Linked DNA regions of Homo sapiens: regions 1 and 2 are each linked to region 3. A link is a loop called in an ENCODE intact Hi-C map of the cell type or tissue named here. Cell type or tissue: heart right ventricle. All regions are shown on one strand. Region 1 has its middle 410 kb from the start of LINC00924. Region 2 overlaps LOC105370991 (a long non-coding RNA gene). Region 3 overlaps LOC105370991 (a long non-coding RNA gene).

Region 1 (8,000 bases), 810 kb before region 3:
TATTTTGTGAGTACATAGTTGGTGTGTATATGTATGGGGTACATGAGATATTTTAATGTAGGAATGCAGTAAATAATAACCACATCATGAAAAATGGGGTATCATCCCCTCAAGCACTTACCCTTTGTGTTACAAGCAATCCAATTATACTCTTTAACTTATAACATATACAATTATTATTGACTGTAGTTACCCTGTTGTGCTATCAAATACTAGGTTTTATTCATCTTTTCTATTGTTTTCTTACCCATTAACAATCCTCACTTGCCCCCAAATCCCCAAACCCCCACTACTTTTTTTTATTTCCCAGAAGAACATTTGTGTGTCTACTGGCATCTAAAACACACATTTTGCATTGGTTACAATTACTCAGGTTATGTGTTTCCATTTCCCATAAATTTTGCATGGAAGTTTCTGGAAGGACTCAGCTGGGTTTTATAAAATCCCTTGGTGCCACTGCCAGCTTTTATTTCAGAAGCATACATACTTGATGCCTTAACCACTAGCATGACTTTTTGTTTTAACCTAAGGCCTCCCATAGAGGAATAAAACCTGTGAGTGGGGGAAGAAGCTTAGAAAATAGAGGATATTATTTTTAGCTAGAAAAAAAGTAAAAATAATCGAGTGATATCACGTAACACCCGCTCTTCTGGGTTCCATGCATAACAAAGTTCATGCAGTCTAACTTTCCATGTAACTGCATGAAAACAATCTGTTTGCTATTTATATGCAATTGCCTTGGGGAAACCAGCCCCATGGAGGAGAATAGATTATTCCAAGGTGAATTGGATGTAAGCATATGGAGTCTCTTCAAAGGCAAGGTCTTGGATGTGTGTGTGTGTGTGTTCATGTGTGTGCACACGTGCACACTTGAGGTCAGGGTAGTTGGTGGTGGGGTGGGTGATGGGAGCTGTTCAAAACCACTTTCTGATTACAAATAATAAAAAAAAATTCAATCGGAAGTGCGTTCTGCCAAACTTCACAATAAACCTCCTAGCAGGACATTGAGATTTTCTTAATCAGGGTCAGACCCACAAGCATAAGGCCAACGAGTTCAGTGGGAAAAACGACTCTTCTTCCCAGTTTTTTTTTCTTTCTTTTTTTCTTTCATTTGGAAAGGACCTCCTCATATACATGCAGAGCAATTTTCCAGTACATTAACCCAGGAGGGATCCTCTCTCCGTCAGCTTAAGAGATAGGAAAGTTGAGAAACAGGGTGAAGGGAAGATGGATGGGCCTGGGATATGAGAGAGGACAGTTTTTCCACTGTCCTGCCCTGTACACCTAGGACAAAGACTTCATTGACTGCAGTGCTTGACATCAGCCTCATAAACTAGTCAGCACAAAAGGTCTGACACTTGAAAGTACCAGTCCCTGCCTTCTTTCTATTGCAGCTGTGCACGGGGGTTGGGCCCAACAGTGGTGTCCCTTTGTCAGCCCATAGGACAAGAGGTGAAGATAAATAGTGTTGACTTTAATGTAGTCACACAATTTTGCTATTTCCCAAAAGACAACATTTCCTCCCAGGCCTCACATCACGGCCCCAGGAGAAAGAACTATCTTCCCTTTAGTTGGGGAGTAAGGGTGGACTGGGCTGGGATCCTGATGAGGGTGTGGAGTGGACATGTGGCTTGAGGGAAAAGGGTAGATGAAGGACAAGTGCAGAGTCATGGGATCTGCTCCTTATCCTCTCTGGGGAGATGGTTTGGTTTTCATGCATTCCAGCTTGGTCACAGTGGTTTCTTTCGTTTTCTCGAGTTCTTTGGAAATGGCCCCAGAGGGAGAAAATGCACACAGGAAGGAAGACTGAAAACATGAAGAATTGTATGATTTAAAAGAGTTTTAAAAACCACTGTGGTATCTTTCTGTTTATCACAAAGCCAGAAAGTAAAATGCTTCCCTGAGAGCTTTTTGGTAATATGACTTTAAAACAAGCACTGGAGTAGATGCCAGAATTCAAGAATCCTTTGTGCTGAAGGGAGGAATTGATCAGGTGTGTGGTCCGCTGCATGAGATTGTTGTTATAATTATTCATTATTTGGCTGGGCATCAGCATAGGTAACAAGTTTTTGTATTATTTCCTCCAGTGTCAGGGAAGGAAAAATTTGAAATACTGAACACAGAACTCACCATTGGGGCTTGATGGGTTATGACCAAGTTAGATCGGCTGCACAGAGGCTCACCCTGCCTGAACGCCACCTTAACTCCCTTAACTACTCTGACTGCAGAACGCCACTCTGATTCTGCCTTTTCTCTCTCTAGAGAGACTATCTGGAAGATAACATGTGAGCCATCCCCAGTCATAAGCATCTGTCTGCAGTCGGAGCTCTTCATGGTCAAAGTGGACGCCAAGAGCTTAGAGCATTCAGGCTCTAAAGAGCAATCTAAAAGTATCTTAGGTGCAGAACAAGGGAAATGTGGAGGCTCAAATACTTATAGACCCCTCATGGTCAGGCTGAAGCAAAGTCAGAACTGAGACATAAACGCCAGAGGGGAGTTCTATTTAACCACCAACAGCCGAACTCAGATCAATCACACGTTAGCTGGGTTTAACAACTGGCGGAATTTTCTTTTTCATTCCCCTGTCAAGCTGACAAGGTTGGAGCTTCCTTCTACTGATGGGCACCTCATTGTGTCATTTGAGCATATCCTTTAGAAGTTACTGATCCTGGTCGGGCACGGTGGCTCATGCCTGTAAGCCTAGCACTTTGGGAGGCCAAGGTGGGTGGATCACCTGAGTTCAGGAGTTCAAGACCAGCCTGGCCAACATAGGGAAACCCTGTCTCTACTAAAAACACAAAAATTAGCCGGGCTTGTTGGCGTGCGCCTGTAATCCCAGCTTCTCAGGAGGCTGAGGCAGGAGAACTGCTTGAACCCTGGAGGCACAAGTTGTAGTGAGCTGAGATTGTGCCACTGCACTCCAGCCTGGGCAACAGAGTGAGACTCTGTCTCAAAAAAATACACCATGGAATACCATGCAGCCATAAAAAATGATGAGTTCATGTCCTTTGTAGGGACATGGATGAAATTGGAAATCATCATTCTCAGTAAACTATCGCAAAAACAAAAAACCAAACACCACATATTCTCACTCATAGGTGGGAATTGAACAATGAGATCACATGGACACAGGAAGGGGAATATCACACTGTGGGGACTGTGGTGGGGTAGGGGGAGGAGGGAGGGATAGCACTGGGAGATATACCTAATGCTAGATGACGAGTTAGTGGGTGCAGCGCACCAGCATGGCACATGTATACATATGTAACTAACCTGCACAATGTGCACATGTACCCTAAAACTTAAAGTATAATAAAAAAATAAATAAAAAAATAAAGTTACTGATCCGAGGTATTTTTAAAACTCCATTGTATACAACTCTGCTACAATCTCATTCTAGAGATCATTTCTTGAGGCTAAGATTTAAAGACGTTTCCTTTGATGAGAAAATGGTTGAGATTGGATTTTTTTTCTATGAATCTTTTCACAGAAAAATGAATAGTTGCAATTTGGGAAAACAAATTTCTTGAAAGTAGAGAAAGTACTGACCGGCTTCCCATTCATATCAGTTTAACCTTCTTTTTAGGAGAATACTATACATAACTGATGCATCTCTTCATGAACTTGGAGTATATATTTTGAACTTACCGTGGCTTGCTTTTAAATGGTTATCTGGCAATAATTTTGACCTACTGGTACATGCTTCATGATTTGAAGAAGGCGGGTTTTAACAATTGTCTATTACTTTTGGAATTCATTATGAGTAGGATATACTTATGTTTATTTATCCTTAAGTAGAACCTGATTGTTCCAAAAACCTACTAGTTATCTCCGAATGCCACCCCCGTCTCCATATCTCAGGTCTGTTTTCTGGGGAGACGGCAGCGTGGACCGAATTATGCCCATCTACCTCTGCCTAGTCAACTGCCCCCTTCCTATTCTCAAGGCCTGAGTTCCATCCTCTTCTGGGCTCTCAAACATAGAGTGTCACTTGGCAACTCAGACATGAAAGTGCTGAGCTTCTTTGTAGCAGAGGAAAAAACAGCTGAATATGATCAGACAGAAACTCCAGTTTGAAGGTGTAGGAAAGAGAAGAGGTTAGGGGTGCTTCAAAAGAATATGCATGTGATGCTGCGGCATGAGCTACTGGAAAATTTGCTATGCTTTTCTGTGTCTTTGGATGCTTCTTTTAGCCCACTCTTCCCAGAGGGCCCATGCTTCCACAGGTTTTCAGTGCCAACCAATGTCTAAAATAGAGGGGGAACTCTCTGAGTAGCTCTCCTCACAAACACAAAGTGATTGAAATTGTTTCTCCTCTTTCTCTTCCCCACCCCATTCACTCCCTGTGCTCTGACTCAACACGTAGGAAGAACTCTCCACCACAGGTTATCCTGCAGAACCTAGAGGTGAGAAGGTCCCTCAGTGTTTTCCTTTTGAGCTCTTCTGCCTGAAAAGAAACAAGGCAGTTGGGAAAATTCATGATTTGGGTTCTGGGGAGACCTCAGTTCTAGTTCATGCTCTTTTAATTGAACTTGGGTAACCATTTAGCACCCCCTCCTCAGTTTTTTTATCTGTGAAATGGGCAAACTAGACTTAAATCTGAGTGATTATTTCTTTCTGTTTTACTCCCTAAGTTCTAACAGTGACCTGAATCGTAAGTACTCATGGAAAACAAATGAGAACGTGGTTAAGAAAACAAACAGATGTTAAAGAGTATAATCTCACTGAAGGTATTAGAAAGGCCAGTGAATTTGATGTGTGTACATGACCAAGCACTTCCTCCACTCTATCTTTAGGCCTGTGTCGTGGAATTGGAATTAATATGTCTTTGGAGTTTTTGTAGTTCTACTTGAGGACACATAGTTTTGTAACAGCACCATTAAAAACTGACTTTCCAGGCAGAGATTTCAGCATGCAGATGCCCCCGTGGGATTCAGCAATTGGCCTGGCGTCCATAGTCTGAATCAGAGTTTAAAAATTCTTTAAAATAAACAGTGGTGTTCTGGCTTGTTGAAGGTCTTACTTTCTGGGGGGAAAAAAAACCACCTCTATTTTTGCTTGCATGGTATAAAGCCTTTATTTTAGGTAAAATGCGTATTTCAGTCCATCTGTATTTATGCCGATGCGGGCTGTGGACACCACTGTGACTCTGGTCTTTGTACTGGGAGCTGAATTGAGTGGCGAGGGCCTTTCTTTGTTTCTCACTGACTTTGTCTCTGAGAGCTAGACTATTGCTGCAGATAAAATGAAAAGATATTGTTTTTAGATCCAAAGATGGAAGAACTCCCTCTGTGCAGAGAAACCAAGTAGAACCAAGGGTGTAGATGCATCATCAGAAAAAGAGTGGCTGGATTGGTTTTGTTCCTCTCTTCACTGATGCTGGCACCAAGAGACTTCTGCTAAGAGCTTATGATTATCTATGCACCTTGATGCCAACTTTATGCAGACAAAGTTCAGTTGAATTAGGGAGCTAGTTGTTGTTTCTCGTTCTCTAGTTGTTTTTTCCTCACTGATCCAACCTCACATGATAATAACTTAGTAAACACGTCTACTTTGACATCCTGCAAACCTCAAACTTAACATATCTGAAACTCAGTTCCTGTCACTGATTAGAAACAAAAGCAAGGGTGGAGAGGGGCTCTGCTTTCTGTTTCATTTCCAATATGTATTATTCTCATTGTCTTTGTTGTCTAAACTCAGAAATTGAGCCTTGCTTCTGAATTTTTTCTTCTCTCTCTTGCTTCCTATGTGTTAACAATGATTCAATCCCATTGACTCTTTCTTCCATCTATGACCTGATTCTATCCTTTCTATTTTTGTTGCCCCATTTAATAAAAGTTCTCAGATTTTTGTGCCTATACTACTGCAATAACCTTCTGAGTTCCCTTTTTTATCATTTACCCAATATCATTCCTGCTGCAACTGTCTCTCTTCTTCTTATGCTTCCATGGTTTATGCCTCATCTTGCTTTTTCACCCAGACTGAGATACTTTCTATTCCCTCATTCATTTCACCTGACATTCTTCAGCAATCCCACTTTGATCCTTCTATGAGCCCAGTAAACACTTTTCCTCCAGATCCTAATTGTACCATGAAGATTTACCATATGCTTCACTATTTTCCTTTGAGAAAACAGATACAATATTCAATGTAGTCTTCTAGGAGCTCTTAGAATTATGAACAAAATTACATGAAGATGATAAATCTGGTCAGAAAGTTAGGTATAGACATAGGTAGTCATAATAATAATAATAATATTGACACTGGTTATCATTGATTGAGTAGCTCTCATGTGCCAGAAAATATCCTAAGCATTTTATTGTCATTGACCCATTTAATTCTACGATAACTCAGTGGGGGTTGGTCCTCAGTATCCCATTTCACAGATGTGAAAACAGATTCAGGCAGGTTCAGTACAAGGAGCACATATTTTAAAGGAGCTCCAGAGAATTATGAAAGCCCAGCAGAAGGATGACTGCCATCCAGTTGGGAGAAGGGTTGTAAAAGAGGTGATAAAAGTAAAGGAAAGTGATTTGGTATTTTCCACTTAGTTAATGAGAAATGCTACATTTTTTAGTCTTACATTTTTATAGTTCTGTGAGTTCAGGTTTTGCTTGTAACTGGATGGTAAGCTCCTTGAGGATGGGTATTAATTCTTTTTTCTGCTCCACAGCATCTAATCCAGTGCTTTTCATATAGTAAGTGCATGTTGATTGAAAATGAACTCTCTTTTGTAATTCTGAGCACAAAGGTGCTGCATTCCAGTTTTTGCTGTTATTGTTACAGTTCTAGGTATATACTCTGAATTAGCTGCTACTTTGATTGTTGGGAGTTAGGTTGCTTAGCAATACACGATGTATATGTCAATATAATTATAATAATATTATTTTCAGATTTTTAATTTATTAAGAAACACTTTTGGACCTGTTTTTCCCTACTTATCCTATACAAAAGTATTTGCTAAGCAGAGTTTGATTTACAATGGAAAGGATTAGAGCTGGTATAGGTGAGCTGGTGTAAGCTGTGAATGACTTTCACAGAAGTATTACTATTCTCTAGATTTTCTCATCCTGGTAGTGCATCCTTTTTCATGCGTCAAGTGACTTTCTCACAGGGTTGTTGAGAGGATTAAATGAAATAATAAAAAAAAAGTAAAGCAATTAGAACAGAGTCCAGCACATAGTAATGTTATATTGGTGTTAAATATCACCATCGCCATATTCACTATCATCATCATTGTCCTCCTCATCATCATCATCGTCATCACTCATGTCCACACATCTTTAAATGCCATTGGATATCAGTGACCAAAATGATGACCTTAGTTTCAGTACTAATATCAATACTGCCCTTGGTTGTGTGGTCTTAGGAGGATTTATAATAATAGATTTACCTAATCTTCCCAGAGCAAAGACAGATGTATTTTATTAATATACAACTAGTGTCATCACTTCTCATATATCATATACGACATTCTTCTTGGGGGAGGATGCAGGGTCCTCTTCTTGGAAAAAGTATCTATGACTCCATGGACACACATCCACTCACTTCCTATGTGGCCTTCACTCAGTATCCTTGATCAAAAGTGGATTCCATTCACATTCCATTCAATAAATACAGCTATTTTAAAGGTCACTTGAAAGTTACTAACAAGTAATAGCTCTGAAATGTGTGAAATAAAATTGAATTTATGATTGATTAGCAACTTTTTTCACAAATAATTTTATCTTCAAATTAAATGTAATTAACTGTTACAAAAGAGAAGTTATTTGTGATTTAAATGAAAAACAAATTTAGGATAAAACATACTTTGCTAGTGATCCATTTGTTCTTTCCAAGGGTAAATAACACATATTTGTATGAAGAGAACTATTATAATTTTAATAATACCTGTTGAGATATTCCTGTCCTAAAAGCTGCATGTTCAAAAATATTGATTTGGTAGTTTTCTTCCTGAATTTTCCTGAAGTAAACCTAATGTAGCGTTTTGGGTGCAGTGG
Region 2 (8,000 bases), 140 kb before region 3:
CCCTACATTGAATACCTTTTTTAATCAATCCTTCAGGTTTATATCAAAATGGTCTCATTGTATATCTGTTTTTCTGTATTAGCAGAAGCAACTGATCTGGCAGTGGAAAAAGTAGCTCTCGCGTGTATTTCAAAGAAGCAACGGTTTTCTGATTAAGCAGCATTATCTTGCATGTTTTAATGAGTGACACAATTACAGTAAAGACTGAAACCAATTGTCAAGATGTCAATGTTGGCTTGGGATGACTGCAGTATAAATCTACTCATGGAATTTTACAGAGCAGTAATAAGAATATCAAACAGGTCATGCACTGTATTATCATTTCATTGTTATTTATGTTTGCCTGGACTTGATTCAGAGTCTCAGAAACCTCTTAGTCTCATGACATTTTTACCTATTAAATCATCATATCCTACCAGAAGCCTGTAGATGAGCCATTACTTAAAGAAAATGAAGTTCTAAAATTAAATTTGTGTTATTGTTTATCTTTGATTTGTGTAGAGGTCACCACACCTCATAGCCATAAAGACACTCATTAATCAGATGAAAATGAATGCATTTAACCATTCATTTATTTTTCATAAAACCTATTGAGCATCTACTATGTGATAAACACTGTGATGACAATTTCCGGAGATATAAAGAAGATAAAAAAGTGTGTTTTCGAATTGCTCTTGATACGACAGATAAAATGATGAACATGTAATCAGTGATGAAATATATTTTATGTATGTAATACTATGTATTAGATACATATATATTTGTTTTTCTCTGTTCAGGGAAGGCTCTATGGCATGAAGCTATTATCATTATTCATCATCTATTGAAAGGACATTACTATGCATGTCTTCAAGATTGTACAGTTTAGTTTTTATATAATTGGTGAAGATAATTTGCTTTATACAGGAGAGCTTTCAAACGACATTTACATACATTAACTAATTTATCTGTGCTCAAAATACTTTTCACCTCACATTTCACATAATAATGCATAGCAGACATTCTTTATCTAGGGGCTTAGCAAATGCAAGAGGTTGACGTGAGCAGTTCATTCATTCAACAACAAATGCATTTTGTTGTTAACAAATATTAATAAATACATACATTAAGTCTCTATCTTGGGTCATGTAAGTAGTAATGAACAAAATAGTTCTTTTCCTTACCTTATATGGTGTATGCAGACTAATGAGAGAAGAGAGACATTGTACAACGAAACACATAATTAACAATTGGACAAATTGTTATTAGGAAACAGAATAGTGTTCTGTGGAAGAGAAGATCAATGAAAGCACACGATTTAGAATCAAGAACAAAGAACACCTGCCTGAGGAATTGGTACATGATCTGAGAATTGAAGATCAAATTAGCCAAAGAGTATTAGAAAGAGTATCCCCAATGCAGGAAAAATATATGCGAAAGTGCCAAAGTATAAAATGACAAATGTATTTGAGAAACTGAAGAATGCGAAAGTGCTGAGGATGTAATATACAAGAGGAAAATAGATAACAATGAGACTGGGGAACTAGGCAGGAAGCGTATCAGAGAGGGCCAATAGGCTAGACTATGCTGCAGTAACAAATAAGTCCTCAAATATCAGCGGCATAGCAAAAAAAAAAAAAAAAAGTTTATACTAGCTTACACATATCATAGTCTGATATAGCAGTGGTGATAGTAGATAGAAAACTTCAGCTCTGCCGGACATGGTGGCTCATGCCTGTAATCCCAGCACTTTGGGAGGCTGAGGCAGGTGATCTCTTGAGGCTAGGTATTGGAGACCACACTGGCCAACATGGCAAAACCCCCTCTCTATTAAAAATACAAAAAATTAGCCAGGTGTGGTGCCACACGCTTGTAATCCCAGTTACTCGGGAGGCTGAGGCACGAGAATTGCTTATATCCTGGAAACGGAGGCTGCAGTAAGCTGAGATAGTGCCACTGCGCTCCAGCCTGGGCAACAGAGCGAGACCCTGTCTAGGGGCAAAAAAAAAAAGAAAACTTCACCCCAAGCCATATAGTCACAGGGGCTGGGGTGGGGAGAGCTACACAGAGAAGGTATGCATGCTTTAATTGCCTTGATTTACAAGAGGCACTTATCACTTAAACACAATTCAATTGATGGGAACTAGTTCACAAGGGCCCACCAGGATGCAAATGGGCTTGGAATTGTGGTTTAGTTGCATGCCCAGTACAAACAAATGATTTGGCAAGGTGCTATCCAGTGTCTATTTGGATCACAGGGGAAGAAACTTTGTACTTTATCCTAAAGGTTACTACAGGGTTGTAACATTGCTATGGTCTGAATGTTTGTGTCCCACCAAAATTTGGGAGGTTATTAGGTCATGAGGGTGGGGCCCTTATGAATGAAATTAGAGCCTTCATAAAAGAAGCCTGAAATGTGATTATGCCACCGTACTCCAGCCTGGGTGACAATAGCAGTGAGAACCTGTCTCAAAAAACCCCAAACAAACAAACAAAACCAGACAAAACAAGCAAAAGAGGCCTGAGGGAGCTCAGTTGGCCCACAGAGAGGAAGACACAGGGAGAGTGCATCCTTTCTGAGCCGGGAAGCAGGATCTTACTGGACACCAAATCTGCTGGTACCTTGATTTTGGACTTCCCATCAGTCAGAACTGTGAGAAATAAATTTCTGTTGTTTGTAAGCTACCCAGTCTGATGTATTTTGTTATGGTAGCCTGAATGGACTTAGACAAACAAAATCAATTTTTGCGTGATCACTCTACTATCAGTGTGAAGAACAGAGTAGACAGGCTCCCTCCGGCCTCTGAGTAAAACCTATGAGATAGATATATTTTTCTCTTCTGTTAGGCAAATGACTGATCCTTATGTTTCCATCCTCATTTTCTGAAAAACTAAAACTTATAGCTAACTTTTCTTGAGAATCACACAGAGGAAAAACAAATTATGGTTGAAGTTGAGTCCACAATTAAAAAAAACTAACAGAGGGCTGGGCACAGTGGCTCACACCTGTAACACCAGCACTTTGGGAGGCTGAGGCAGGTGGATCACGAGGTCAGGAGAGTGAGACCATCCTGGCCAACACGGTGAAACCCCATCTCTACTACAAATACAAAAAGTTAGCCAGATGTGGTGGCACACACCTGTAGTCCCAGCTACTCTGGAGGCTGAGGCAGAAGAATTGCTTGAACCTGGGAGGCGGAGGTTACACTGAGCCAAGATGGCACCACTACACTCCAACCTGGGTGACAGAGCGAGATTCCATCTCAATAAATAAATAAATAAACAAACTAACAGAATAAATAAAAACTCTTCCAAGGTAAAGAACCAAAAAATACAACAAACAACCTTTAGAGCTCCAAGAAGTAAAATTAGAATACTTAAAGTTATAAAAGAGCCTTAAAAAGGTTTAAAACAATAAATGAAGGATAAATCACCACACTAAAAATAGCAACACTAAGTGATAAAACGTGGGAAAAGGAATGAAGTAGAATTATAATTGTAGCATATAGTTCTTAAAATAAAATGAAAGTAGTTAATAGAGTTAATAGATGAAATGGCAAATTAGACATATGTAATAAATGCATTAGTGACTTGACTGAAAGATCCATATATCAAGGATCCAGTGTAAATGCCGAGATGGAGAATGTAAGTGTGAAATCAAGTAATATGGGGAAGAGAATGGGAGGGCTGAAAGAGGGAATGGGGAAAGGGTATTTTGAAAAGGCGATGCAGCCCTTTGGGAGGCCAAGGAGGGTGGATCACCTGAGGTCAGGAGTTCAAGACCAGCCTGGCCAACACGACCTGTATCTACTAAAAAAATAAAAATAAAAATAATAAATAAATAAAAATTAACCGGGGGTGGTGGCAGGCGCCTGTAATCCCAGCTACTCGGGAGGCTGAGGCAGGAGAGTTGCTTGAACCTGGGAGGTGGACGTAGCAGTGAGCCTAGATCACGCCACTATACTCCAGCTTGGACAACAGAGTGAGACTCTGTCTCAAAGACAAAAAAAAAAAAAAAAAAAAAAAGGTAATGTCTTGCCGTTTTACAAAGGAGTTGCTCCTCATATGTGACAGGCATGCGACTGAAACATACAACAATTAGAAACAGTGCCGGACTGGACATGGAGTAAAACATCAGGACATTGAAGAAAAGGAAAATTTTAAAAACGACCATTGAGAATAGACATATCACTTCCAAATGCATATGTACTCATTAAATCAACCTTACATTTTTCAAAAAATTTTTTTCAAAAAAAGAAAAATTTTCAAAACAGAATTTTTTTTTTAAAGAGGAGAGAGGACATAACATTTTCTTATTCCTCTTTCTATTTGTATAGCTCCAAATAGTTATAGAACCTATATCTCTCATGGTATGTACAGCTGGAAAATGGAAAATAATAAAAATGTCTAAAACACATGCTATTTAATTGTGTAGAGGGATGAATAAACATTTAAAGAAACCGTAAAATGTGTTACTTTTATTATTATATGTGTTCTCATCTAAATAATCACCTTTCTTCATTTCCCATGTTATAGTTTCAGTTTTTACACAGTGAGGTTTCTAACACTCCACACACTTAAAGTTTGTATAAAGGTGTGTGTGTATGTGTATGTATATATGTGTATTTGAATATTTAGAAGTGAAGGCTCTGTGTTTAATGAAACCATGATAGAAAAGCATTCTCTGTGATATTAATTAAATTTTAATTCAGGGTGTCATCTCCTTCAGCTCCTGTTCCATTTGCTTGTAAACACATTTCTATTCCTAGTCTTAATTGACTACTTTCCCATAGACTAAAACCACACCCAAGATTTTACCATACTATGAAACCCAACAATGAAACCTTGGGTTTAAGCCTCTAGCTGATGTGGTCTTAATAACAAATGCCACCAACCTTGCACGTCCCTCTGGCTCCAATTATCTCTTTCTCCTTCCCCTCACCGAGAGGCCTTTCAAAAAATGACCAGTCAGCCACCGAAGTCCCTACTTTAAATTTTCCTTTTCTCTAAATTTTTACCGAGCACAGGCTTTATCTTTTTGTTTTTTCACTATCGTCCCTCTGAAACTACCTTAGCAAGCTCATCAATTACATTCACATTTCTAAACCCAATGCTTTCATCTTGCTCTCTTCCTCAGATGTTGGAGAATTTGACATTGTTGACCTCTCCATTCTTCTTGAAGTTCTAATGCTGGGCTTAGAGTCCTCACACTGTCCTGGCTTTTCTCCAATCACCCTGGGCCTTCCTTTTCCGTTATTACTGCTGACTCCTCTTCATCTGATCCTCCCGTCACCGTGCCCCACCTCACCCCTGTGTTAGATGATGGTTTCTTCGTCTGGAGAGCTTACATTCAGCATAATCTGGAATGAATTAGCCAATTTGATGGCTGAGGAGCTTTTCGTCCAAGCCTTTGTGAATATCTTCTGTCTCAGCAAGACCCAAGGACATCAAGTCCCTTGTAAAATTCCATGGTCTAGAATGAGGGATTTAGTGAGGAGGAAGAGAAGGCCAAGGGAAACTAGAGGCACATTATAAACATCTGTTATTACAAATCTCTTCTCTAAGGCTGAGATTGTGAATCACAAGCCATTTAACTTCCACTGCCGAGTGGGAGGGTGAACAGTGTGAATCAGCGGTTAAGATGAGTAACTTAGGAAAACAGATACCTATGGTGATAGGGTCAGCTTCCAACTCAATAACATTACCTGATTAGCTAAAGTATTTGATGCCTGTAATATTGACATTTTTGTTGCCTTTCTCTATTACTTAGAAATAGTTGAATTACATATTCCAAACTGTTCTCTTCTATTCTAGAATTTTTTTCTGCAACTTTACCCAGTGAGATTCTGCATAAACTAGAAGAATATTAAGTCCTTTAAAACAATGAAACCTTGAGTTAAGCTTCTAGCTGGTGTGGTCTTCATATACATAGTCCTTTTACAGCTGGCTGACATTCAGCCAAAGGGACCATGGGTCAGCCAGCAAGTGTTCATGCTCTAAATTGAGGAACATAAAACAAGGGGTGGGAATAGGCTTTGGGACAAAAATGCCCTAAGAAAACATTTGATTATTTTTGAAGTGGAAAGATAGATATTTTTGGAGACAGATACTTCTCTGGGTACTAACAGAAAATCCATTCCTTCATTCCTTTTTACTGAGGGAATCTCTATTTTGTTGGGGCAGCAATGTTATAAGATAAAAATTACTTTTCTAGGGAGATTAGATGACCAGCAATGATCATGTGAGACACATTTCTGGTTATTTCTGTGTATTTCTGAAAAATACTGTGCTTTCCTGATGTAAGTGCCACGTGATTTTCTTGTTTCTAACTCCTTTCTGCAGTCTGGATTACAGTCATGAGGGCTGGAATTGCAACTGCCTTCATGTGCCTAATCACACTGGGAAACCAGAAAGCATTTTCTTTCCACCAGCTTCAGACTGTTTATGTCTGAATTTATTGTTATATGGAAGAAAAATAAATCTCTGTTTAGTCTAACTGGCAGCCACTCGGATTTTTTTGTATGCAGCTGAACCCAAACCCTAACTGATGCAATTTCAAGTCAGACGAACCAGTGCAGCAGAATGAAGAGAACAAAGACTTGATTCAGGCATCTGGTTTGCATCCCAGATTAGCTACTAACATCTAAGAGACCTGGGGCAAGATGTCAAAGCTTCTGAACCTCGGTTTCTGCATCTGTGCATTGGGGCTTACAATATAGAACTCACCCTCTACGTTGGCAATAAGGACTAATTGAATTAATGAATAGCTTCTGTAGACAGGAGTTAAAATCATAATGAAAACCTTAATAGAAGAATGTTTCAAAAGTGCTCTCCAAAGTAACATACATCCAGAAGAATCCATTTAAAGGTGGAGTCTGACTATTTCTGACCCAGTCCATTTGTTTTATGCACTGCCAGCAATATCACTGTAGCGGAAAACATATTTTATGGTGTGCTGGGTGGCTGGAGTAGCACTCAGATGCACGTGCACTAATTCCAGGTCAGCAAGAAAGTTCCAAAGCACCCCTGACAAGACCCAAACTGACCCCTTTTAACTCTTGAGTGAAATGTTATTTTACTCACCCAAGAAATCACTGAAAATAAAGCTATTTCTCAAAGGGGAATCTAAATAAATGTCAGAAAAAGAATAATTCTCTCCAGGGCATCATTCTGAGCTTCCAGTTTGTTCTTATTGCTGTTTTTAAAATAATAACGCAGAGCATCAGGTGTGTTTTCCATTTCTAACCTCAATATAATTACATACACTAACACACATCCTAGTTCGTCTTTTCCTGCTGTGTTCTTTCCGCTTTCAGGAGTGTGGGAATCTTTATGGGAAATTTCCAATAACTCGAGTGTATCTTTGAGATAAGGTAAGCATAATGGGCCATGTAATGGGACAGAGGTGGCTGGTGGGGGGCACTTCTTTTGGGTCAAAGGAACAGAGATTTATCTGAGTAACTTCAGAAGGTGGCAGAAGAGAGAGGTGGTTACCATGTGCTGGCTAGAAACTGCAGCAGGGAAGTAGATTGAAAGCAACATCCCTCTAGGAACCCACTCTCCTGCATTCCACTTTCTTCTCTGCGACTGACAGGCTTCCATCTATTTTCTCTACCAAAGAATTCCCTTTGCAACAGAGTACAGAAAAACTATATCCAGAGCTTCGTGACTCTGACTTTCCTAAGTAGCATCATTATGATGATTGTCTATAGCATGATTTAAAAGTTCACTGAATGTTTTTATACCTGCTTTCTTATTCCTCGAAATACAACTTCTCTCACTCTTCATTTGAATTCATCTCTATTCTACTCTAAATTAATATATTATCTATAAGGATTCAAAATCCTCATGGAAAGCAATCTCCCAAAATCCAAGTTGCAAATCCTGGGCAAAATATCCATCTACACCCCTGAACTAAAATCAAAGTCAAATTTATTCTTCATTTTCACTCTGCACTGCTCTTTTATTCATCATCATAACCATCACCTATAACCTTGGTTTTGCTGAAGTCATGCTCAAAG
Region 3 (8,000 bases):
ACAGTTTTAACATGAAGTCTGTTTTTTTTCCTGTTACATGCCACACAAGAGACAGGCAATGGTAAATAAAAATGCTATAAAATTTTCCTACCATTTCAAGTGTGGCTTTTTTTCCCCTTCATTAAGGGTCTATTTGGTTGCTATAGATCTTTGGCTGATTTCCAGAACACCTGTAAAATTACTTTAGTTAGTTTCTAGTTGTTTATTTAGTGTTTCCATGAGGAAATAAGGTCCTAGAGCCTCCAAGTCTGCCATCTTGCTGATGTTACTCTCAGTTATATGGAGATACGTATAATATACACACAGACGTGTGCGTGTTTAGCTATATTTGTGTAATCACTACCACATTTAGGGCACAAAACAGTTAGAATTCAGAAGAATCCCATCCTCTTTGAGAACTCTCTCATATTATCTCCTTGTAATCACACTGTCCATCCCACACATAGACCCTGGCAACTATGCAGATATATATTATACAAAAATAAATTCTTACTATACCCACTACTCTGCAACTTGCTTGTTGTACTTATCAGTATCCTAGACGCCACTGTAAATCAATGCATGTGTACACATTTAATATTTTAATGAAAGCTTAGTTTTCCACCATCATTGGTTTATCTGGGCTTATATACATGTATAACATGATCTTTACTAGACTTTTCAAGCTGTACTGAATACATATATTGAAATTGGTCATTCAACACTTCTGCTAATATAACTGTAGGATAATTTGAATTTCTATGTCAAAAGTTATATGAATTTATGCTTTTAATACATATAGCTAAGATACTGTCCAAATTTTACACCAATTTTCACTCCTACAAGAGTAAAATGCCTTTCTCTCCATGTACTCATTAACGATGTTTATAATAAAATTTTAAAACATTGACAATCTTAGAGAAAAAAGTTATAAAACTCTGTTGAATTTTGCATTTATTCAGAATGAACAAAGTTAACATCCTTTCCTTTGTTTAGCCATTTGTTTTTGTTTTCTGGAGGATTACCTTCTGGAATGTTTTGTCCTTTTTTTTATTTGATTGCCTTTTACACTGATGTATAAAAACTCATTGTACATTGATGAAATTATTCTTTATCTGTCATAATTTTTTTCAGTTTGTTATTTGTAGTTCTACTTTGTGATATTTTGCCATCTAAAAATTTTAACTTTTATGTGCTTTGATTTTTATTTTCCTTTCATGCACATGTGTCATGCTTAGGAAAGCATTATCTTTTAATTTATAATAAAATCTAATAAAATTTTCTTCATTTTAAGGTTTCAACTTTTGAATCTTTTATTTATTTAGCTTTGTTGTGTGGTTTAGGAGGTAAGGTGGAGATCTACCTTTATTATTTTTCCCAAATGGCAATTGAGTTGATCCAATGCATTTTAAGGGGAAACACATTTCCTTTCACTAATTTGAAATGCTAGTTTTATAAATTACTAAATTCCCATATGCAGTTAGATTCATTTCTGGACTCTCTATTCTATTCTTTTGATCTGTGTATTCTTTAGTCCCACAACCAAATTGGTTTAATTATTGTACCTGTATGAAATATTTTACTATATGCTAAAGTTAGTCAAGCTTTACTATATTTTCTTTTTAAAAATATCTTTATTCTTAAATGTATTTTTAATGAAATTTACGCAAACAAGCAGACAGTTTAAGACAGAAATCAATAATAGCAACAACAAAAATAAATAATTGGAAATAAACCTAAAATTAAGAAAACCTTACGCCTCTTTTAAGGAGCACAAAATAAAACATGAATAAATGGGAAGAAATAGCTTGACCTTGTCTAAAAAGAAAAAATTTTAAACTTTTCAGTATTCCTATTTATTAAATAACTGCAATCTAATTCCAACCAAAATTCTAAAAGGAATTTTCTTTTCAGTTTAACTAAATGTTACTAAACTTTATCTTTAAAATCTGTGTGACTCTTCTTAGTCATTCCCTGAACAACACTACAACAAGAAAGCTAAAGCTTTTGAATTAAGGGCCTATTTGTTAAATAAGGTCCTTTTGGTGTTCCAGCCTTTGGGGATGTGGTTTTATTCTTCCAGTTATATAGAAACACTGACATTGTATCTTTATCTTCAATATAAGCAAATACATATATCATATAATGACCAGCTGCTAGGGAAAGAAGCCTCTCCCTTTCCCTAATAGCTATATCATTTTCCTGATTTAGAGACCTGGAACATTTTTTAAAAATCCAAATGCCATATACCACTATGCAATGAAATGTTACTCTCTCTTCATTATTTAAAATGTAAACCTCTCAAAGGCAAGAGTATTCACTTTTATTCTAACCCATGTTCTAATTTGAAGGGGCTTAAGAAACATTTAGATTGTGAATGGGGTGCCACACTTGCACACATTCCTAAGAAATAATCTTCCTATTTCTTTTCCATTCTCTTTTTTCACTTCTTCATCTGATTTTTGTTTTGTTTTTGTTCTTAATCAGAGAAACTATGACTGTAATTCAATGTGCGTCTCTAACAGAAGACTGAATTTTGGAAAACATCAAGATTTCAGAAAATCAGGAAAATTATATATTGTGCCATGTGTTGATAAACTGACTTTTTGTCAAGACCACCATATAAATAATGTGTTTTCTGCTGGGAACATGTTTCTTTGAAATGTAGGACTGCCTAGCTAAAATGCTAGATCTTCTACTTGTTTACTGAAGTTTCTGTCTGCTTGTATAGGCTTCAGGATCCTTTTACTAAATGTGACTCGGTTTGGGGAATCCAAATATGTAGTGGGAGATCATGCCTAAATTAAGAGTTCTTCACTCTTGACAGGCTGACAAAACATGCTGTAAGTGAATCTCAGAGGATTCAACACGAAAAAGTCATGCTCAACTGGAGAAATTGTTTAAAGCGAAAGGAGGTTGTATCTAACATTCAAATGTGCTATTTTCTTCAGAACATTTTTAACTGTAGACACTATATGTATTATGGCCAAAAAACAAGAGCTATAAATACATATACACATCTTTCTATGGCTACACCAAACCTGAGATACACACACCTCACACACGCATATACAACACACCCACAGCTTTTCCAAGTTAGATATTTTTACCAAAGACTTTTTCTAATTCCCAAAGTCTAAGGCTTTAACTATTGAAACAATCAAAGAATAAGAATTTTACATTTTTAATTGCTACAATTGATATTTTTCCTCAGTTGGAAAGACCTGGTCAAAATAGATCCTAATTAAGGAGTTGTAAATTATTAACTTGTCCTCCAAATATAAGAGATTTAAAAATAATTTTTAGCAACCATTTATTGCAGATGCAGTATGTGCAAACAAGGAATATCTACTGTTGACAAAAGTCAATGAGGTAAGGATCACTGATAACCAGATCACTTTCAAGAGACGATTTGTTAGCTCATCTATCGAATAGATACCAGTATTCTGATGACTTAGAAGTGTAGTGAAACATTTAATACAGCTTCCAAAAATTATTACTGTTAATATTTTAAACCCACTTAATTTAAAAAATTCTTGTCAAAACTTACAAACCATAACAGAAGAATTAGGTAAATTAATCTATATTCAAATATTCAAATTAAGAACTTCCGTTCACCAAGCCAAAGATTTTTTTTTTTTTTTTTTTTTTTTTTGACAGAGCGAGACTCTGTCGCCAGGCTGGAGTGCAGTGGCGCGATCTCGGCTCACTGCAACCTCTGTCTCCCGGGTTCAAGGGATTCTCCTGCCTCAGCCTCCCAAGTAGCTGGGACTACAGGCACATGCCACCATGCCCATACAATTTTTGTATTTTTAGTAGAGACGGGGTTTCACCATGTTGGCCAGGATGGTCTCTATCTCTTGACTTTGTGATCCACCCACCTTGGCCTCCCAAAGTGCTGGGATTACAGGTGTGAGCCACCGTGCCCAGCCCAAGCCAAAGATTTTAAGCTATCTACATGTTGAAATTGAGAAGTGGCTTGATATAGGGCCAAAATCAAGGCAAGAAAACAGAAAATAAACCAAGACTAACATTTTAAGTCGTGCTTTTTTCCAGAGATGTTTATTATTTTTGATGTGGGTGTGGTTTTAAAATTATAAAATAACTTCGTCACTCTCTTTTCATTGTTCTCTGTATCCCTCTTCTCCAGTGCAATGTTTGGCCCAAGTAGGCTACAAAATAAATCAATGTGGAAAAAAAAGCAGAAAAAAAATAAATAAATGCTATTTCTCAGTGTTCATTTTTTTTAAATGATGCTGTATTTTTCCATGGAAGAACTATGTGCTGCAATGTGTTCATCTTGCTCTTCTTGTGAAAAAGTCAATTAAAATGGGAATGCTTATTTAAATGGATTTGTATCGATGTTCTCTATGAAGTAAAAAGTGTCAGTATCCTGCACTGACACATTTTATCCTAATCAAAAGTCTCTTTTGTTTTAAAAAATTTGGCTTCTCCCAAAAGCAGATTTTATTTCTGAATACTTCTTAATTTGGATCCAAAAGAGACTACTGAGCATATACATTCATGCTAAAGAAATTTCTATTGGACTTTGGTGCTGTCACATGAAATACCAAATGGTTTGTAATCTACACACTGCTGGCCACCATTGCTCTCAAATAGATATTTTTAATGTCATGTGACTTTGCTGCCCTCCTGTGGCTGCTTCTTGGGGTGCCTGGGTCTTGGTTTATGTCTATGGGTTCCAGTGACCCTTTAACTAGGTCACCCCACACTCTATACTGAGTGCTCCTGGGCACGCATGCATGATCTACCTCTTATCTTACACAAACCAATGAACTGCTTGCAGTCTCTCTCATGACTACTCACCCCTGCCATCGTAGCATGACAGCAGCCATGGACAATATATAAATGAATGAGCATAGCTGTATTCCAATAAAACTTTATTTATAAACTTTTATTTACAAAAACAGGTGGGGAAGTGTGGGCACTGGGTTTGCTCCATGAGTTGTCATTTGTCAACATCCATTCTATAGTTATTTCCTATTGTATCGATGTTGAACAAATTTTCTTGATAAATTCGGTGATAAATACATTTGAATGAATTGTCTATTTTAAATCACAAAATATTTCAAAATATTCCATTCATAATTGAATTTATATAAATATTGATACTGTCCAGTCCAAACTTTATACTCCATCGTTATGATATTTAAATTGCAATATGACTTTTCCAGGTGACTTCTCCAAATAGCTAGCAAGCTATCCATTGCAATTTATCTGTATATATCAATTTCAGAAAAATGGTTCTCTGCAGAGGCATGTCTATACTTACAAAGGAGTACCGTGAACACTATTTTTTCCTTAAAATTGCCAGCATCCCACATTCAATAACCTGCTAAGTCCTGCTGATTTGTTTTTTAAGTATCTTTCCAATCTGTCAGTCTTTATTGCAGACTCCTAGAAAAGTTTCATTGTATTAAAAATACCTTCAAGTGTATTTTTCTGTTCCACCTCTAGTCTTACATTTCTACACCATCATTCACATCATTGCCCAAATGACATTTCTAAACTATAGCTCTCCCTTTATCTCTCCCCTGGTCCAGCAGCTTCTTGATCATCAAGTCCAAGCTCCTTAGCATGGCACAAAAAGCCTTTCATGAACAGCTGCCTTCTCTCACAAGCTTCACCTCTCAGCACCCTGTTAAGTCTCTTTCCATGGCACCTTGCTCTTCTCACGCTTTGCAACTTTAACATACCCTTTCATTAAGCTTTTCTTCAAACTGGTTTTCCTAGACTGCCTGTGCTCACTTTCCTGTCAGCTCCTTTTTCTCTTCATCCATTCATTCACCCATCTATTGACCATTTACCAATATTCATTTAACAAATATTAATATTTGGTAAACGCATTCCCAGTACCACAGAAAGTATCTCCCGACTCCCTTCCCTCTATCCCCAATGTGCTTTGTACATACCTCTATTAATCTTTATCATATTCTACAGCAATTTTTTTCCTGCTTCTGTGTTCCATCCATTAGACTCTAAACTCCTGAAAGGCAGAAGCAGTGTTTTAGTAATCTTCACATTCATAGCACCATGCATTTTACATAGTAGGCAATCAAGAAAGATTGAATGAATAAATGAGCAAATTAGTGAGTGAGTGAATAGACTAATGAATGGCTTCCACGCTCACTGATGAACAGAATGTGTTATACTCCATTTAATGTTATCCAAATAACAAGTTCTATGGCTGGCATTAGCTGAACATCAGAAAAGAGGCACATAAAAATGTTACTGCTCCTCAGACTCTACTTCCCTTAACTGACTTTCAAGAACTATCTTCTCAGCTTGTCAAATATTTAAAGAAAAAGAGAGAGGCGCTTTAGACTTCAATTAAGTAACAGCTCCCCCTACTGATGGTGGAATAAGTAGGGACCTCAAAATCCATGATGCTGCATATCTGTAAGCCAACTTGGCAAGATGATCCAAAGATCAGGTAGCCTGCTAGACTTAACATGCCCAAGTGAGAGGTCAAGGGCAGGGTGCTGGCTACAATAACAAAGCAGCCCCAACCTCATCCAAGGACAAACGCAGCTGTAATTTTACAGCTCAGAAGCATTTGCAGCTCCCCCTTCCAACAAGTCTTTTAAAAATGCTGATCTGGAAGACCAAAGCAACCCACTTGAGACTCGTTCTCAGTATGGCAAAAGTTCTGAAACCCAGACTGCAAAATCTCAGGAAGCAGCTGGGTTCCTAATTAAAACAAATCGTTAATAGTTTTAGCATTCCAAATTTATGCTTTTCAATTAAAAATGCTGTTGCAGTTGGTGTATCTGCGCGAGAGTATATGTGTTTGGGTGTGTGTGTGAATGTGTGTGAGTGCGTGTGTGCGTGTGCAAACACGCCTACACTCTGGACTTGGGGTATTCCAGAGTTTAAGAGGCTGTTATAAAGGCTGGGTCAATACTAAGATACAAAGGTTAATTAAATCAATTCTTAATTGTTTTGGTAACTTCCTTGAGTCTCTGCACATGTTTTGGAAACAGTGGTATGTGAACAAATCGGGCTGTCCTATCACAACTCCTTTAAGGAAGTATTTTTAGCTGTTTTGTAAATGTTAGCTACCTTTTGAGAAGGTATTATATTCAGTTTAAACAAAGAAGACAATTTAAGGTGTATAGCATTCTCTCAAGGCCATCTAGTAAGTCAGTAGAAAACACCCTAACCCCAGTGCCCAGTTATATATACATATAAACAAGATGTCATGTCTCTGGGTGAACAAGCCAAATTTTATCAATGAGATGGACACCCTTTCCTTGGCCACAGGTTTTCAGAAATTGTACTGAGTAATAATTTATGGTGCCCATAAGCAGAGCAATTAACTCTCTCCTCACCTGGAGGATGAGTTCATTTGTCTTCATCCCAATCAACAACTGCTTTACTTACGCTACTTGGGTGTTCTCAGGGTACCAAGTGCTCAGGATAGGAAATAAGTCCTGGAAACCAGCTTACGCTGAAACACATTTCCAGTCCTGCTTTAAGAGGAATAATTCCACCAATTTTACGACACCAAAGGTTCCCTGAATTATACTTGTAGCATTATAATCTATTTACTCTGAATGAAAATATGTATTTTTAGGCAACAAGGTGATAGAAAATTCTTCTGACCACCTGGAGAATTGGAAAGACTGATAGCTCAGAATTAGGAAGAGGGCAATATGAATCCTTGATCTATGTATGTGTTGTTTAATTGTGAACAAGTGAGATCAACTATCTGGAAGACAGTTTGTTCAACTTTTAAATTCTAAAAACAACTATCTTGTATGTTATAAATGCATATAAGCTCAAAAACTCATGGTTGTTAAGAGATTGTATGATAACTTTTTTATTTGAGACAGAGTTTCACTCTTTGTTGCCCAGGCTGGAGTGCAGTGGTACAATCTCAGCTCGCTGCAACCTCCGCCTCCCGGGTCCAAGCGATTCTCCTGTCTCAGCCTCCCAAGTAGCTGGTATTACAGGTGTGTGCCACCACACCTGGCTAATTTTTGTATTTTCAGTAGAGA

The links. Hi-C counts contacts between places; a loop is a spot of excess contacts. Peaks named below come from ENCODE experiments on the same cell type or tissue, not always from the same donor. Only the 100,000 strongest peaks of a DNase experiment are listed, where the experiment ranks them.
Region 1: a loop joins it to region 3, with 4 times the contacts of the local background. A loop is called at or near these places in 2 of 110 quality-filtered maps.
Region 2: a loop joins it to region 3, with 2.5 times the contacts of the local background. A loop is called at or near these places in 4 of 110 quality-filtered maps.

What each region holds. Positions count from the first base shown.
Region 1 is chr15:95,837,066-95,845,065 of GRCh38, reverse strand. No RefSeq gene overlaps it. Among named protein-coding and RNA genes, the nearest start is that of LINC00924, 410 kb to the right of the region's middle. RefSeq lists an enhancer at 5,577-5,636. In heart right ventricle, no CTCF peak of the experiment used is centred here; DNase peaks (open chromatin) are centred at 1,401, 1,569 and 4,935; H3K27ac peaks cover 5,542 bases.
Region 2 is chr15:95,160,686-95,168,685 of GRCh38, reverse strand. The region is part of intron 11 of LOC105370991 (a long non-coding RNA gene); the gene reads right to left. Among named protein-coding and RNA genes, the nearest start is that of LETR1, 160 kb to the left of the region's middle. In heart right ventricle, no CTCF peak of the experiment used is centred here; no DNase peak of the experiment used is centred here; H3K27ac peaks cover 1,098 bases.
Region 3 is chr15:95,022,971-95,030,970 of GRCh38, reverse strand. LOC105370991 (a long non-coding RNA gene) reads right to left here. Exons shown (of 12, transcript XR_002957693.2): 3 at 5,913-5,986. It overlaps LOC124903581 (a long non-coding RNA gene), which reads left to right. Exons shown (of 2, transcript XR_007064798.1): 2 at 1-93. Among named protein-coding and RNA genes, the nearest start is that of LETR1, 300 kb to the left of the region's middle. In heart right ventricle, CTCF peaks have their summits at 4,638 (motif pointing left) and 6,338 (motif pointing left); a DNase peak (open chromatin) is centred at 4,660; H3K27ac peaks cover 1,643 bases.